Linked DNA regions of Homo sapiens: region 2 is linked to region 1. The links are chromatin loops, found by intact Hi-C in ENCODE. Cell type or tissue: dorsolateral prefrontal cortex. All regions are shown on one strand. Links, peaks and the distances in the headings refer to the core of each region. The heading gives the core; the rest is flanking DNA. Region 1 overlaps EPB41L3 (erythrocyte membrane protein band 4.1 like 3). Region 2 overlaps EPB41L3 (erythrocyte membrane protein band 4.1 like 3).

What was found. Hi-C counts contacts between places; a loop is a spot of excess contacts. Peaks named below come from ENCODE experiments on the same cell type or tissue, not always from the same donor. Only the 100,000 strongest peaks of a DNase experiment are listed, where the experiment ranks them.
Region 2: it touches region 1 in a loop (4-fold over the local background); 3 of 110 quality-filtered maps call a loop at or near these places.

What each region holds. Positions count from the first base shown.
Region 1 is chr18:5,501,281-5,509,754 of GRCh38, reverse strand. All of the region lies in intron 1 of EPB41L3 (erythrocyte membrane protein band 4.1 like 3), which reads left to right. Among named protein-coding and RNA genes, the nearest start is that of EPB41L3, 38 kb to the left of the region's middle. In dorsolateral prefrontal cortex, for the core only: no CTCF peak of the experiment used is centred there; a DNase peak (open chromatin) is centred at 3,378; H3K27ac peaks cover 491 bases.
Region 2 is chr18:5,440,420-5,448,893 of GRCh38, reverse strand. It overlaps EPB41L3 (erythrocyte membrane protein band 4.1 like 3), which reads left to right. Exons shown (of 23, transcript NM_012307.5): 4 at 3,650-3,754; 5 at 5,014-5,056. Among named protein-coding and RNA genes, the nearest start is that of EPB41L3, 99 kb to the left of the region's middle. In dorsolateral prefrontal cortex, for the core only: no CTCF peak of the experiment used is centred there; no DNase peak of the experiment used is centred there.

The DNA.
Region 1 (8,474 bases), core at 311-8,310:
GATAGATTCAATGAGTGAATGATTATAAAGAAAATTATACACCCAAACAAAGCAGAATGGTAGCAAAAACAACATATACCCTATTGGTAGGAATTTACTTAAGGTGATTTGGCAAAGGTAAGCAGAACAATTTGACTCTGATTTCACGGTTTCTTTGTGTGAAGCCAGTGCCTTTGGTTTGAGCAGATGCAGTTTGGGGCTAGCTGACTTACCTTTTGATCTCCTTCGATTCCTTTTAGATTAGTGTGATTCTAAAGTACCAAACCGTGAAATAGGAAGATTAATGTTTTTACTCCCATTTAAATTGCAAACCTTTTATTCTTCCTACCACGTTTAACTCTATTCTCTCAGGACCTTGCTACCCATAGGCAGCCGCTGACACCTCTGATGAGCTAGTTGGTGTTCCCCAGGAATGGACACCTTAGTGTGGTCCTTTAAGATGCAATTCTCCAACTCAAGAAAATGAATACTCACCTCCAAGGTTGAGAGGGTGTTGTTTGGGCCAGGTGAGGTCCTGAGCCCTCCTCTGCCATGGGGGCTGGCCACCTTGTGTTCTTTGGTTTATTTTCTCTTCTCAGAAATCCTGAAAGGAGCTCTTTTCTGTTAAAAACATCTTCTTAGGCAAGACCAAACCAGTTTGAATGTTTATGAACAATTTCTCAGCATTATGCCAGTGTCCGATGATGAAAACTGTTGGCTTTATTACCTTCAAGGGTGTTTTCCCTACTGGCCTCTGAAGCTGGCCTCTGCTGCGTTGGTCTTGTAACACTTCCATGAGAGACTGCTCAGCACTCCCAGGCAGATGGCATTGATTAGAAATCTCTAAAGATTGTCTTTGTTCTCACAATTAAGCAGAGTTTGCTGCCTTTTAAAATGTTTATGTATAATCTGTGCTTAACTGGCCTGGGTGTTGCTACCAGACTTAAGTAATGGACACATCAAATAGCTGGTATTCTTACTAGATTCTTTTTTTTTTTTTTTTTTTTTTGAGATGGAGTCTCGCTCTCTTGCCCAGGCTGGAGTGCAGTGGTGCTATCTCGGCTCACTGCAACCTCCACCTCCCAGGTTCAAGTGATTCTCCTGCCTCAGCCTCCTGAGTAGCTGGGATTACAGATGCCTGCCTCCATGCCCGGCTAATTTTTTGTATTTTTAGTAGAGACGGGGTTTCACCATGTTGGCCAGGATGGTCTCGATCTCCTGACCTTGTGATCCACCCACCTCGGCCTCCCAAAGCACTGGAATTACAGGCATGAACCACCGTGTCCAGCCTCTTACTAGATTCTTATACATAAGAAGCAGATACATGGTGATAAGGAATGAGTAAATGTGTTTGGAAAATAGGACAGGAATACTTTGCAAAAGTTTTGGCATTAGACAGAGATAGTTCAGTGGAAAATATGTCTTCTTTTGGGTTGTACAGTGTTAATATAAAAATTATACTAATAGTAAATCATTCCCTTTTGTCCCCATCACCAGGGGAAAACACAGCTTGGAAAGTAAAGAAGATTTTTTGTTATTGTTTTATCATGCCGTTTAGAAGCTAAATGAAGAAGACAAAGTATTTATAGTATCAGATAAGAAGTTGCTCTGGTAATTATTATTTTATACTTGTAGTTCCTTGATGCCCAGAAAATTTATTTTCATTGTCTTTCTGGCTAACCAAGGGCATCACTGTCCCCCATAACCTTTGTCTGAACTCCTTGTCCCTTATCTCCCTCCTGAGAAAGTCCTGGGGTAAGTAATTATCTCCCAAGCTCAGATTTTCAGTGGAGTTCATGTAAGCACGTTACTGGAAATGACAAGTGCACAAAAGTGATAGATGCTACTGTTATTTTTCTGACAGAGTGGCAAGGAGAGAGTTCAACCTGTTCCTTAATTTGGTTTATTCATTATGATTTTATTAGCACTCGTGATCTTAAGGCCTAGAAAGCTCTAAAGGAGGAGGTAATATTTCATAAGTTTTAAGGAACTTGGTCCAAATCATCATTTGATTTTAACAAGCTGTTCATTTTCTTTTTTTAATACTGGAATAAATTCTAGCCAGGAGATAGTATCAAAAGGAATAGCTCTACTGGTTTAAAAAAGATGGCCCATTTATTGAATGTCTCCAATGTGTGTTGTGCTATATTAATGCTATGTAGTCAACAATGTTAAGGTTAGGTATTTTATCTACATTTTTCAACTGAAACAAATTGATTTTTAGAGAGTTTACGTAACTTACTCAAATTCACACAGTTGGTAGGGGACACAGCTAACTCTGAACATAATCTGTTAGATGTCATCACTTTTGTAGGAGATTGGTGACTGATACCAATTGGCAACAGTGATTAATAAATGGCATTTATTAATGTCTGAATATCTTAATGTGTTTTTGGCTTTTATTGTTAATCCTTTTTGAAAAAGACAAGGCTCATATCAAGTTGCTTACTGCTAATTATAAACTAGGTAGTTTATATTATGCTTCCTGGATATAACATCCGTGTTTTAAATATCGATTGATTGCTCTGTATGTGTGTGTGTTTGTGTTTGTGTGTGTGTTTTAATGTGTTCTCTTTAGTTTTAAGACAAGCAGAAGTCTGCCTATAGCAGACCCTCATTCATAAGGAAGATAAAATAAGGAACATTAGGGTCAGGATTTAGGATGGATGGGTCATTCTCCAAAGTGCTTTTCTGAATAATAAAGACATGTTTGCCTGTTTCATTTTACACGCACACTTAATAGGTAGTAGGGCTAGAATTCTAGCCCATGTCTGTCTGACATCAGTGACTATGCACTTTTCACTAGGTTGGACTGTCCTTATAAAAAATGATTCTAATAATTTCAGTAAGTTTGTTTATCATAGTGTCATTTTGCCCAGAAATTACCTATAATACAAAGCACAACTTAAAACTATCTTTTTAAGGATATAGCAGTTGGGTGCCCTCATTCAGCAAACATAATCTAATGAGGACCTGCTAAGTGCCTGACACTTAGGATTTAAGGGCCTGGAATCCCAAAGCTGAGTTCATACATTCAGCAGATACTCTTTGAGCACCCACTACATGCCATGCACTATTCTAGATGCCTGGGATACAACAGAGGGGATATGATAACTAAAAATCCCCCACTTCCTGGGGCTTAGAGCCTCTGATGGGAGGAGACAGTAAAAACCAAAGTAAGCAGCTGAAGTAGGTAGCGTATTGGACTAGTGATGGGTATTAGGGAGAAAAGGGGGCAGGAAACGGGGACAGAGCCAGGAGGGGTAGACAGGGAAGGCCTCGCTGAGAAGGAGAATCTGAGCAAAGACTTGAACACAGTGGGTGAATAAGCCAAGGAAGACATATGTTCCAGGCAAGAATAGCAAATGTAGAGGCCTCGGGTGGGAGGAGTGGTGGGGAGGACGCTGAGAAGGGAACAGAAGTAGATGATGAGGGCGTTGGAGTAGCGCTCTTTCAGGCCAGCGTATCCAGACAGTGGAGCTTACTCTAAGGGAAATGCAGAGTCATTGGAGGATTTTGAGCCAAGACGTGACATGTTTTTATTTATATTGTAAAAGGATCAACCTGGCTGTTGTGTGAAAAACACAGTACAGAGAGTGCAGAGGTAGGGAGACCAGTTGGGAGGTACACTGGAGTAACTGGGCAAGCAGTTACTGGATGGTGAGGTGGTAGGCGAGGAGAAGGCGTGATGGCTAGTGGTGGAAGTAATGTGGCGGGGTAGGCTGGGGCAGAGGTGAGGGTGTGGCAGGGAGGGGTGGAGGTGAAGTTACGGCTAGTAGTGTTGGAAGTGAAGGTATGCAGAGAAGGGGTGGAGATGAAGGTATGGTAGGGAGGGTAAGAGGTGAAGGTGTGGAGGGTGGGGATGGAGGTGAAGGTGTGGAGGGTAGGGGTGGAGGTGAAGGTGTGGAAGGTAGGGGTGGAGGTGAAGGTGTGGAGGGAAGGGGTGGAGGTGAAGGTGTAGAGGGAAGGGGTGGAGGTGAAGGTGTGGAGGGAAGGGGTGGAGGTGAAGGTGTGGAGGGAAGGGGTGGAGGTGAAGGTGTGGATGGTAGGGGTGGAGGTGAAGGTGTGGAGGGAAGGGGTGGAGGTGAAGGAGTGGAGAGTAGGGGTGGAGGTGAAGGTGTGGATGGTAGGGGTGGAGGTGAAGGTGTGGACCATAGAGGTGGAGGTGAAGGTGTGGAGAGTAGGGGTGGAGGTGAAGGTATGGTGGGGAGGGTAAGAGCTGAAGGTGTGGAGGGTAGGGGTGGAGGTGAAAGTGTGGAGGGTAGGGGTGGAGATGAAGGTGTGGAGGGCAGAGGAGGAGATGTAGGTGTGGGGAGGCAGGGGTTTAGGTGGAGGTCTGGTGAAGGGGGACAGAGGCGAAAGCGTGGAGGTGATGAGATGATCACATTCTGGAGATATTCTGAAGGTAGAGCCACAGGATTTGCTGAAGGACCATGTGGTGCATGAGGAAAAGTTACTTCTTGATGTTTTTGTTGGTTTGTATTTTCTTTGGCGTCAGACTCTGGGAGGATGGATTGATTGACTGTTCTGGAAGACTCAGGGATGCCCTGGTTTGGGGAGAAACTTCAAGTGTTCACTTTTGGACATCATAGGTTTGATGTAGACTTTTAGTCAACAGAAAAGAAAATCCCGCACTTGTCCTTAAGACTCTTAGGTCTGGTGGCAGAATGACAGATGCATGGTCATAGGGATACATATGCCTGCACTGGATGGAGGAGACCGTTTCATGGGGCAGAGGGAACTTGGGCAAGACTGCTGAGTGAAGGTGGTGTTGGAGCGAGCTTTGAAGTATAGGGTTAAGGAGTGCTTGGGGAAATGGGTGGACTGGGGGCTTCTAAACACAGAAGCAGCACAGCACGTTCAAGGGCACTGGAGACTTAGAAGCTCACTCAGCACCTGGAGCACTGCAGGTCATTGGGTCATTCATGACTGTTGAAGCTCGTGTGGTGAGGATGAAGATGAGGCTTGGGAATCAGGAGTAGCGGAGGACACCTGTGGTTGCCTTTACTGTTGTATGAAGGAGAAGTCAGTGATGGGGGACAACTGAAAATACTTCATTTCTTAGAAAGAAATAGCTTGTCGATTCCACAGCTGCCAGGACCCAGCTGGAGAGGAATGCCAGTAGAAAACAATAGAGCAGATGCTCATCTGTGGCCCTATTTGGTTACTCTTTTATACTCTTTTTCCAACCAGTGTTTCTCAAGCTGTAAAAATGCTGGGTTCCTAGTCCCTAGTTGTGCTAAAGTATATCATAGACTGAATTTGGTGAATGGCCCTTGAAATCCCTTTGGACTCACTGCCGGTCCCACTCCTGTGTGACTCTGAAAAGCTCAACAGGGCTGTCTGGGTGAAAAGAAAAGAATACAGTGAAGATATTATGAGAAGATAATTGGACAGATTTTCTTGACATTCAGGATTGAGTATATAAGAGATTTGATCTAAAATAAAATTTCTCAGGTTCTAGAAATTACCTGGGGAAAAAATTAAAAAAAAAATCTGTTAGATGACCAAGACCCCAACTCAGGGTGAGTGTTCAGCAAGGTTTTGTGGAGTTGAACTGAAAGTCCTGGGTAAGGTCTGGATAGGTGTCCAGATTGGAGTTGTCACTAAGGCTGAAACTGAAGGTAGCTGGGAATTATCATTAGCAAAGTTCTATTGTTCCCCCTTTCCTGTGCAGGCTTCTCTCTTTTTCTCTCCTATTCTCCTCAATGGCAAGCCTATTCCAATTAAAGGGAGGCACTTCTTTGGAAAGAAGAGGAAATAAGATGTTTTCAGCAATAATCATTACTAATATAGGTGGAGAATATCCTTACCACATATGATTACCTAATATTCTTCTCAAGAGAGATTGAGCATGACTGAGATGGAAAAATATCTCCATTGTGAAATATAGCTTGAAATGAGTAGTGCATCTTATTAACCTTAAGATCTTAAAATTCAAGAGTGTAGTCAGCATATACCTTCCAAATAAACCAGAAAAACAAAATGGCATATCCATCTATGAAACACAGAAAGCATTAAAATTGCTGTACCAACTTTGTCATAGTAATCAAAATATGCACGAATTGATAGCCTTGACTAGGGAATGGTCTTTTGTTTTCTACTTGTCATTTCTGTCTTCAAATGCAGCTATTCAGTAGCTTTGAGGTGGAGAGGGGCCAGTGGTTGGCAAACTTTAGTTTGTGGAAGAATCACCTGTGTGCTTATTAAAAGTGCAGATAATGCGATCTCACCACTCTCATTCCAGGCTGCATTTTAGAATCCTACAGTAGCTTTTAAAAATGACCTGTGCCTGGAGCCTTCCATCAGAGACACTGTTTGAATTGGTGGACGTGGAACCCAGGCATGTGTGCTGTGGAGATTCTGTACACCTGCACTTAACATGTTTTTTTCGGGCACTCCGGATGCTCCTGCTCCAAGTGGTCTGAGTTTCATCCTCTGCAGACCTTAATTCTTCACTGATTTGCTCCATTTGCTAAATAGTGGCATCCAGTTACGTTAATGTAGGATGAATAGTTAGGTGTATTTCAGATGTATTAAATTATATTATAATTAACTTTTTCTATAAAAAACTAAGTTAAGACAGTAGAATGGCCACCTAGCCAAAAGAGTATTTTAAAAAAAGTGATAAATATAATTTGACTACTATTCATCTCTAAGAAGAAATACTTTCTTGGTTTGATTTCTCCTAATCATAAAAATAGTACTTTTGTAGAAAATCTAAAAAAGTGAGTCAACCATCCAGAGGTGATCACTCTTTGACATTTTGACTTATCACTTAAGTCTCTCTTTTCATGGTGGGTCTGGATGTGGAAAACCGTGGGCTTGATCTGCAGCCTCGCCAGGGTTAGTAGCTAGTGTTACCCTCTCCAGCTGTCTGGCGTCTGATGGTGGCTCACCTCTTCCCTCCAAAAGAACTACCTCCCTTTCTCAGGGAATAGTTTGATCTGTCTTCCTCTGTATCCTCATTTTTTCCTATTTTAGGTCAGAAACTCAAGTGGGGGCCCAGGAAGCTCTCATCTAGCCCCAAACTTGTGACACTTTCCAGGACAGACAGAGCTCCCTGGGAAAATGTGTTGGGACCAATGTTGTCCACTCTTCCCAGTCTCTGTTTCGCTTCGAGCGGCACCCCTCCTTTTCAGCTTCTCCTCTTCTGGACCTGGTTCCATGCATGTTTGAGGAACCCTCTGAACAGAAGAGTTTAAAATAAGGCATCAGTGTGGCTTCTTTACTTAACCACATATAAAGCTTCCACTTAGACAGATTTACTTTGTGTTCATTTTAAATAGACGAGCTAAAGGATTTAAAACTAATTTCATTGTGAAAACTACAGTAGTTAAAAAAATTATCAATATACAAAGTGAAGCAGGGTTTGCTGTGATTAAACCTTAGAAAAATACCTAGACACAAAGAACCTATAAAAAATTTTAAAAGATGAACTGCATTTCAGCCTTTCAGGTTTTTTTTTTTTCCAAATTTATTTCTGAGTTAGTCTCCTTTGAACTGGAAATATGTGGATTCAAAAATTGAAAGAGCTATTTATTGGCTTTGTTGCCCAATGGAGACAAAGAATTTAAAATGGAACATCACACCTGTAGCTGTTCTGTCACTTTTGTCCATTGTGTGGGACATTCAACTCCCGTAGTCAGAATATCAGAAGGCAGCCCCAACCACAGGGCCGTCCTTTTATCTGCTGAGCCACCTCAGAGGCAGGAGGCAGGAGGCAGGAGGCAGGAGGCAGGAGGGAAGATGGCGACTGAGCCAGCTGTCTCTTAACGCTTTCATAACAGAGTATTTGAGGCATAAATGGGGAGCCCTTTCAGTGCTACAGGCCCACAGTGAACAGCCCTGGAGTAAGGAATCCTCTCATCAGCACCTTCAGAGAACTTGATGAGGCACTGCTTTCAGGCGACTCATTTGTGTGCCAGGGAGACCTTTGAAAGAACATTCTTTATAGTCTCCATCCATTGCTGGTGAAGAGATAAAAGTGGATGCATTACAGTAAAAACAGAATAATTAAACACTTGGCCTCACATTTGTATTGAAGGATGAAAAAAAATGCCAACAGTCTGTCAGACTCTCCAAGAATGCCAGAAGAGTCCTCCATTTCCTCCCTCTGTAAGAATTGTGATAAATTCTATTGTGAACACTTAGTTAATTAATTGTGGGGCAACAAAGTCAATGATATAGAACTGTGGGGAAAACCAAATTCCATTAATTTGGCTTTGGGCTACAGAAATGGCCTAGAAAATGTTGAGATCGAAAGGAGTGGGTAACTGATCAAGTTTAGCATATTCTATATGAGGGAGAGTTGAAAGCTATTAATTGGTGTTCGTTTCTGTTTAGTGCAGTATACCATAAAACAGCCAAGGGGCTTTAGGGGTCAGATTGAATTAGATCCCATTTCCCAAGATATCATTTGTAGACTTGTGACTTAGGACACATTTAGGTTAAATGAAGCTGATACATTCATTCATTCATTCATTCATTCATTC
Region 2 (8,474 bases), core at 235-8,234, 61 kb after region 1:
TTAAAACTTTCTTGATTGTTGGACTCAGTATGTCCATTTACTCTATCAGAAACAGAAATGCAATTTGTCAGGGGAAATTTTAAGAAGAGGGCAAGCCACCGTTGGTTTGTTACTCTAGGAAAGTAAAATCACATTTTGGGGATGATATCATACTGAATAGTATATACAAACTGAATGCTTTTGAGTCAGAAATAACCACTCATAAATAATTGTAAGACCAAAATATCAGTCTTTTCTGATTAGGTAATTATTCATTAGTTTAGAATACCTCTATCCATTTTTTTAAAAAATATACTCAGTTCTTGACTCATAGTATAGCATGTAACCACACCCAATGATTTGATCACTTAAAGAACAACATGTCTTTTGGAACCATAATAAACATCATTTCTCCAAAATTTCCAGTCTGATTGATTGTTGAGATTTAGTCATATATGGTAAACATGATTACCTGCAGGCACATGCAGATATCAATAAGTAGAATTAGTTGACTTGAAAAGTTGAATAATATGCTAGAAAAAAAAATCATCTGGGTTAGAAGAATCAAGACATTTTTAGAGTTGGGAGAGAAGGGATCCAGTCCAGGGCTGGAAAATAAGTTTCATGTCATGTCCCACCTCCATCCGTTGGCAGCATCTTTCTCATCATGACGTGTAGAAGGATGCTGATGCCCGATCTGGGTGCAATGGGAGAGAGTGCCTCAATCCATTAGTGGTTTGCAAAGGGAAGCCCAGTTAGAGCCTCAAGCCCATAAACATCTTGCTCAGTAGAATCTTACATCCCCACTCAAGGATGAGAAAATGGAGGCCCGAATAACTTAAAAGCCTTTTCCATAGTCATCCAGCTGGCTGGTGGCCATGCTGATATTTAGCAGGTAAGAATTTCATTGCTTCCATCCCATGATATAACCATCTACAGCTGATACCAGACAACTGGTCTTAGCTCTAAGGATTAGAAAAAAAAAATCTTCAGTGTGGACTAGTATGTTATTGTCTTTAAAACCAGTGTTTAAAATATGTTTAAAATATTCAGTAAGAAAAGATCTGGTCTATTTAAGAGAAGGATGGGACTCATTAATAGAAATCAAATTGCGAGGAACCAGAAAAGTGAGAGCCAGGTAGCATTAACAGTCTGTGTTTGAGCTAACCCATGCCTCTTGTTAGGCAAAGGAAAGAACACAGCAGCCAGAAAGTGGCGAATTGGAACTGTAACCAGGGCGCCTGCAGCATATTCAGAAACGATTCCTCCGTTGAGAAATGGCTGTGGTCTCTTGCGTCAGAAAATGTAGGAGGCATAGGGTCCAGTGAAGCCTTGTAGAGAAAAGTTTTTGTATTTGCATTTGTTTTGGTTTTTGTTTACACATAGAGAAAGTATTTGGCCAGACACTGATATGTATTTTTCTACGTTGTGTGTATGTAGGTAAAAAAAAAAAAAAAAAAAAAAAAGTAGTCTAGCTAAAGCAATTAGGTAGTAAGCAGGCATCTAATATCTAAAGAGTGGGACATGTTAATTATAAAGCTGCTTATTGGCACCACCAGGAGTTGGATATGTGCTCCTATAGAAAACACGCATAATAATCTGCTCTACATTAGTTATTCTACTGTTTGTCAGCCACCAGGCTATAATAATAGCTGACATCTATGGAATGCTTAATATATGCCACCACTAGGCCACATTTGAATACATTATTTGATTTTAATGTCATCCATTCCAAAGAAGTAAGTAGTGTCATACCCATTTTACATAGCTGCAAGGGACATCCTGAAGATTCAAGCACAGGTTTACTTGATTCTAAAGCTACTTCCCAGGTCATCACATAAGTCTGCCTCTCTCATCCAACTGCTTTGAACCTCTGTTCTTACCTGTGAACTAGAGATCATACCAATAGAAGCATCAGAAGAACCAATTTTTGTGAAAACTTCATAATTTGTGAAGGCTTATTCAGAAATAATATGCTGTTATTTATAAATATTATTCAGAAATAATATGCTGTTATTTATAAACAAATGATTTAAACCAGCAAGCAGGCGCTTCATTGTCGAAATATTTATTCATAGCCGATGAGCAATGTTATTATGTAGTTTTGCTAACGAGTAATTTATTTTCATAATACTTTATGGAACTGTTTTTTCCAAATACATCATCGATTATTTAGCTAGCTATGATTTAGGCCTTACTTTTCTACCATAAATTTGCCTTTTCTCCTAAATAGTCATGCTTGAGGGGACTGCGTAATTGCTTTCAGCATAATTACAGCTGCACTATAACACAACACACGACTCACAGGTCTTTTGAATGCTTATTATTTTGGCATAGACATAGTTGATCAATTTTCATATTTCTCATTGGTATTACATTAACTCTTAAAGACAAATATGCTTAATGTATTAGATGTAAAATGTTAGTAGCGCACAAACAAAAAACTCATTTAGTTTATTTGTTGTCAGTTAATTCGTCACAGACTTCATGACTATGTTTAAAGGCCTTTGAAGGATTAGGTGAAAAAATGATACGTCACAATAAATTAAGCTGATGAATTTTTTTTCCAAATGACCATCTTTTTCTCCAGATGCTGGCTTGATGGTCAGAAATATAACTCATATATCCCTATTTTGTATTTATATATGATAACTCAAGTATTCTTTAAACTGAATATTTTGTTATGTTTAATAAGGATTTGCTCTAAAAAAGTTAAGAGAAAAACTCTGTATAAACTGAAATTTGTGACAAAAGAAAAACAAAACAAAAATAATGAAATTTGTTTAATGGATTTTAGAAAGTGGTCCTTAGAATTTCTAACTAAGGATTTGGGATAGGTTTTAAGTGAGAGTCTGCCTAAGACAAGGAGCAGGGTTAATTCTTCTCAGGCTCAGAAGTTTATCTCATAGAGCTGCGGTCCCCAACCTTTTTGGCACCAGGGACCAGTTTCATGGAAGACCATTTTTTTTCTATGGACTGGGGTGGAGGATGGTTTTGGGATGAAACTGATCCACCTCACATCATCAGGCATTAGATTCTCATAAGGAGCGCGCAACCTAGATCCTTTGCACGCACAGTTCACAATAGGGTTCGAACTCCTATGAGAATGAAATTCTGCCACTGATCTGACAGGAGGCGGAGCTCAGGTTGGCAATGCTTGCTCGCCTGCCACCCACCTCTTGCTGTGCAGCCCTCTTCCTAACAGACCATGGACCAGTAACCGTCCATGGCCCAGGGGCTGAGGACTCCTGATCTAGATAATTGAGTTAGGGCACTCTGCATTATGGCTTTTGTTGGTTTGTTATGTACTCTTTCACTGTCAGAATTTTTATGTTTCACATATTTAGGCTTCCAAGCATCACATTATTTTCCCCAGTTGCTTCCATTTAGAAATCACCCACTGGTCACCTGTACATACTAAGTAGCGCTGTTGATACTTTGCTTTTGTTTATTTGTGGGGTGGGCTTTTGTAGGTTGAAGCCTTCGCCCTCCCCTGCCATTTTTTAGCCATTTTTGCACTTAAACAGGAGATGGCAATGTGATCACACTGTTGGTCACTCCCTAAAGTTACACCAAGCAATGTTTTAAATATTACCTGGTTTTATCTCTGATATTTGGGAGAACTTTCTTTGTGTTGTATTGACTTGCTTTGCTATTCTGTTTTCTGTAGAAACGCTCCAGAGGACAAGTGCTGTTTGATAAAGTGTGTGAACACTTGAACTTGCTAGAGAAAGACTACTTTGGGCTTACGTATCGAGATGCTGAAAACCAGAAGGTGAGTGATCAAAAGCAATGCAAAATAAGATGGCTTGAACTGCTCATTACTGCCAGAAAGTGAACTGAAACTGAATGGGTGGATCACTTTCTCCACCTCCCTTCATTCTCCCACACTTTCTACTTTGAGTCTGTAAATGCTGTTAATCATCTATTCCTTGATGAAGGAAATCACTGACAGCTTCCTTTAATCTTGAATATTCTGGTAACAGTAAATGAAGCCTTGTTTTTCATGCTTGAATTATTTGTGGTTCCTGGAAAGCATTTTATGTGGTTCCTTTTGCCGGGGTGGGGTTGGGGGGAGTAATGTGTTTCAGTAGATTATTTGAACCAATGAAAATCAATTGATATTTATGTAAAAATCATGCTCATATCCCAAAATTCTATGACGATATTATGATTGTAACCCATAAACTGTCAGGGCAGTTCACCATTGCTGCTGTCCTATTTTTCATTTATCTTTTTATGCTTTCATAATGTTTCTGAATCAGAATATGAGGGGGATTGTGTGCTGACCTGACACTTGTCTAATATGTTTAGTAGATGTTTTATGTTTAATGCAATACCTCTGTAGACTGTGTTCAGGGCTGTATCTCCTTAATCCACGCAACTACCTGAGAAATACAGAAAAGGAAATCGTTTCCATTGCATTGACACTGGAAGCTGAGTCAGAAATTTTGCTCATAGTTGTTACTCATTTTGGTGTTGTGCCATAAATCATCCTTAATACCTCCTGAATTCTCCAGACAATGCCTCACTTCATTATTAAACATCTGATTTTACCAATGAGGAAAATCGGAAATCACAGGCAACTATTGATTTGTTAGGGAAGCTTCCTAGGTAGATGCCTAAGGATCTTTTATTGCAGAAGTCTCTAATGTGGAACTGAATGGCTAGGATATCAGTGTATCCAGTTACATATATTTTTAATTTATCCTAGTAACTTGTCTGAACATAGACTCTTCTGTCTTTTCCCCTCTTTTTCTGTGCTAGCTTGAATCCCTGAAGGCAATGGTTATAAAAGAAAAAGACTTTTGTCAGGCCCAAACTGCATACATGTGCATTTTCTCATTAGACCAGTGCCTGGGCCCTTGGAGGGCTTGGCAGAGGGGCACCAGATGTGGGGGAAGGACCACAGTAAGGGAAGCCTTCCCACGACCACTAACTCCGCACTGCATTTAGGGAGAGTCTGTACCTAATCAACATTAAGTCATTTTTATTCTCCTCTGATTCAAATTCAAAATGTCATTTCCTTTTCAGAATTGGTTGGACCCTGCTAAGGAAATAAAAAAACAGGTTCGAAGTAAGTTCTTTTGGATTATTTTTTGTGGAAATGTGAAGGTTTTCAGAGAGCAAGTTGTCTGAATTGGTAGCCCATACCTAAGTGGCTAGTGTGAATACAAGCTTTTCTTATCTCAAATTTGATCTGGCAATTCCGATAGTATTCATTTTGTAGTTGTCACAACTTGGAGTTAAAGGGACCGTGATGCTTGGCCTGTTTCTCTGCCTGTGAATGGATGTCAAGTATATGATTTAATCAACTGATGTTAGAATTGGCAATTAACCATTTAAAACTTCCAAACTGAATTATTAATGTTCCAACAGTCACAAAAGTATGAAAGGCCAGATGAAAGTCATAATCATTTCATAGCTTTGAAAAGGAATAACAAGTCAAACTGAGGTTTACTGTCTGGTAACAACCTCTTTTCCTGGTCCCCTGAAGGCAATTTGAAAAATACGTATTTTAATGGACCAAACAATTGCATGAGCAAGTCACAAATTTAAAATACAAGTAGCTAATAAGTCTTAAACAGTTGCTAAATTTTACTAATGATTAAATGCAAATTAAAATGACACATTTTTCACCTATTCAGATTAACAAAGAATTAGGGTTTAATAATAAACTATAGCACTTATTTACTCAATTGGTAGAGTAAGTTGGTTCAATCATTTCAGAGGGCAATTGTCAATATTAAAATTTAAGCTGTACTTTTTGACCCTTAATTTCACTTGTGGAAATTTATTCAGCATATCTATTAATGAGGAAAATGTGCATTTGTATAGCAAATGAAGTTTCATTATATTACTATTTACAGTAGCAGAAAACTAGAAGCACCTTAATTATCCATGTATAAAGAAATTATTAAGTCAATCATGGAAGAGCCATATAAATACATCTTAGCTCTCTTTAGTGGAAATCAGTTTGCAAAATATTATCTATAGCATAATCACGTTTGTTTTTAAAAAATTATGTCTGTATAGATGCATGGAAAACTTTTGGAAGGCAGGAAGGTTTTAATAGTAATTACTCCAGCAGTATCATCCAGTGTCGGGGTTGAGAAGGAGGAGTTTTTAAAATTTTTTTACCCTTTCCGATAGCTCTTACTTTTGCCGCAAACATGGATACTAATTTAAAATAACTACGTTTTTATTCATATTTTTGTCAGTAAAGTCTAAATTCTTCCAAACAACTAATTCTAGTTAAAGAACACATTTAAGAGCAGTTTATTAATAAGAACATCATTCCCATTTCAATAAGTAAAACTTTTCAACAGTTTACTATTAAAAGAGCAAGCAAATACTTCTCAGTGCCTTTGAAAGTCGTGAGCTATCAAAATAATACCCCAAGTACTAATAAAACATAATCACTAGTGAGCAGTTTGGAAATGGTTCAATACTAGGTAATATCCCAGAAAGACAAAAGTATAACCATACTTCTAGATATAAGAGAGTCGGGTGATTATTTATACAATTAAGACATCTTTACCGTATGTTTGAGGGAAATTTGATGTATCCACTACCCAGAAACTTGATAACAAATTAGGTTAATAGAAACAGTTAATTGAGATGGAAACCAGGGATAGCTGTAGTTGTGATAAATAGGTGAAAACACTACTTATTTTTTGTTCTGAGGAATCCTAAGAAAAAAATTAAGATAAATATTTTTCTAAGGAGTATTAAAGAGTTACTAAAATAGACATGCTGAATATATATCCTAACATTTTGTGTGCATAAAGTTCTCTTATTCATCTAATTAATGGAATACTGAGCTGATTAATAATTGCAAAGTACTTTGAAAATATATAAAATGTTCAAGGATAAGTCATAATACCATGACAGGAAAGGCTGTATAAACTAATTTTCTTTTTTGTTATTAATAGGATTCATTTTTTCTTTAACTTCCCATTTATAGTGTCTTCTACCATCCTTTCAAAGAGAAGAAAGCTAAAGGGACAAGACAATCAAAACAAGAGTTTTAAAAGATTTTTTTATCATGCAGATTAGGCAGTGTATATGACTTTGCCATAAAGAAAACTGACAGTCTTGCAGATAAAGGAGATAAGGAAAGTTGGAATTTCTTTAAAAATGGAATTCGAGGCCGGGCGCGGTGGCTCACGCCTGTAATCCCAGCACTTTGGGAGGCCGAGACGGGCGGATCACGAGGTCAGGAGATCGAGACCATCCTGGCTGACACGGTGAAACCCCGTCTCTACTAAAAATACAAAAATTAGCCGGGCATGGTGGCGTGCGCCTGTAGTCCCAGCTACTCGGGAGGCTGAGGCAGGAGAATGGCGTGAACCCGGGAGGCGGAGCTTGCAGTGAGTCGAGATCGCGCCACTGCGCTCCAGCCTGGGCGACAGAGCGAAACTCCGTGTCAAAAAAAAAAAAAAAAAAAAATTGGAATTCGATATTTTTACCTGTATTCTTTGTTGTTTCCCATCCACTAAAATGCCCTCTTGCCACAAAATTTTACATTCAACCAAGGCAGAGAAGTATTACCTTATCTAATGTAATTATTGTACCATCATCTCCACTTCCAAAATATAAATGATAAAAGGATGTTTCCATGCTTTTTATGCTGTGGGCTCACAGTATTCCTTTAGAATGAGATCTCTAAGAAAATGGAAACCGAGCTAACAAATATCTTAAGTCCAAATTTATGATAAATAGAAAATTCTAAAACTTCATGCCTGTAATCCCAGTTCTTTGGGAGGCCAAGACAGGAGGACCACTTGAAGCCAGAAGTTCAAGCCCAGCCTAGGCAACATAATGAGACCCTGTTTCTATTTTTTTAAAAAATTGTTTTAATTAGCTGAGCGCAGAGACACATGCCTGTAGTTAGTTAGTCCTGGCTACTAGGGAGGCTGAGGGGGTTGGATCACTTGAGCCCAGGAGTTCAAGGCTGCAGTGAGCTGTGATTGTGCCACTGCACTCCAGTCTGGGTGTCAGAGTGAGACCCTGCTTCTAAAAAACAAAATTTTGAAACTGAAGAGTTCTTATGAAAAAAATTCTTATTCCAGTCATCTTTTAAGCATGCAGGATCTTAAAATTTCTAAATAGACTATATTTTGTGATTTTAAGTATGTTTATGATACAGTAATTTTATGACATAGAGCATATATCGCACTTTTATGATATAAATGCAGTATATTAGAAATTTTAAGATTTGTCTGGCATAAAAGACTAACATTAGAAATTTTTCATAAGAATGAACTATCATCAGTGTTATAATTTTCTATTTATCATAAATTTGTAACTTAAAATTCCACATCAGCATTATAGAAATATTCATTTTAATGTGTTCAAGCTGTTTCATTTCCTCTTTCTAACTAGGGCCCTCATTTGAGCAGATGTAGAGTTGCAAACTTATTTATTGCGTAAGCACTTCCTTCTCAGTGGATTTGTTTCTGTCATATTCTTTATGGGGATATGTATTTGAG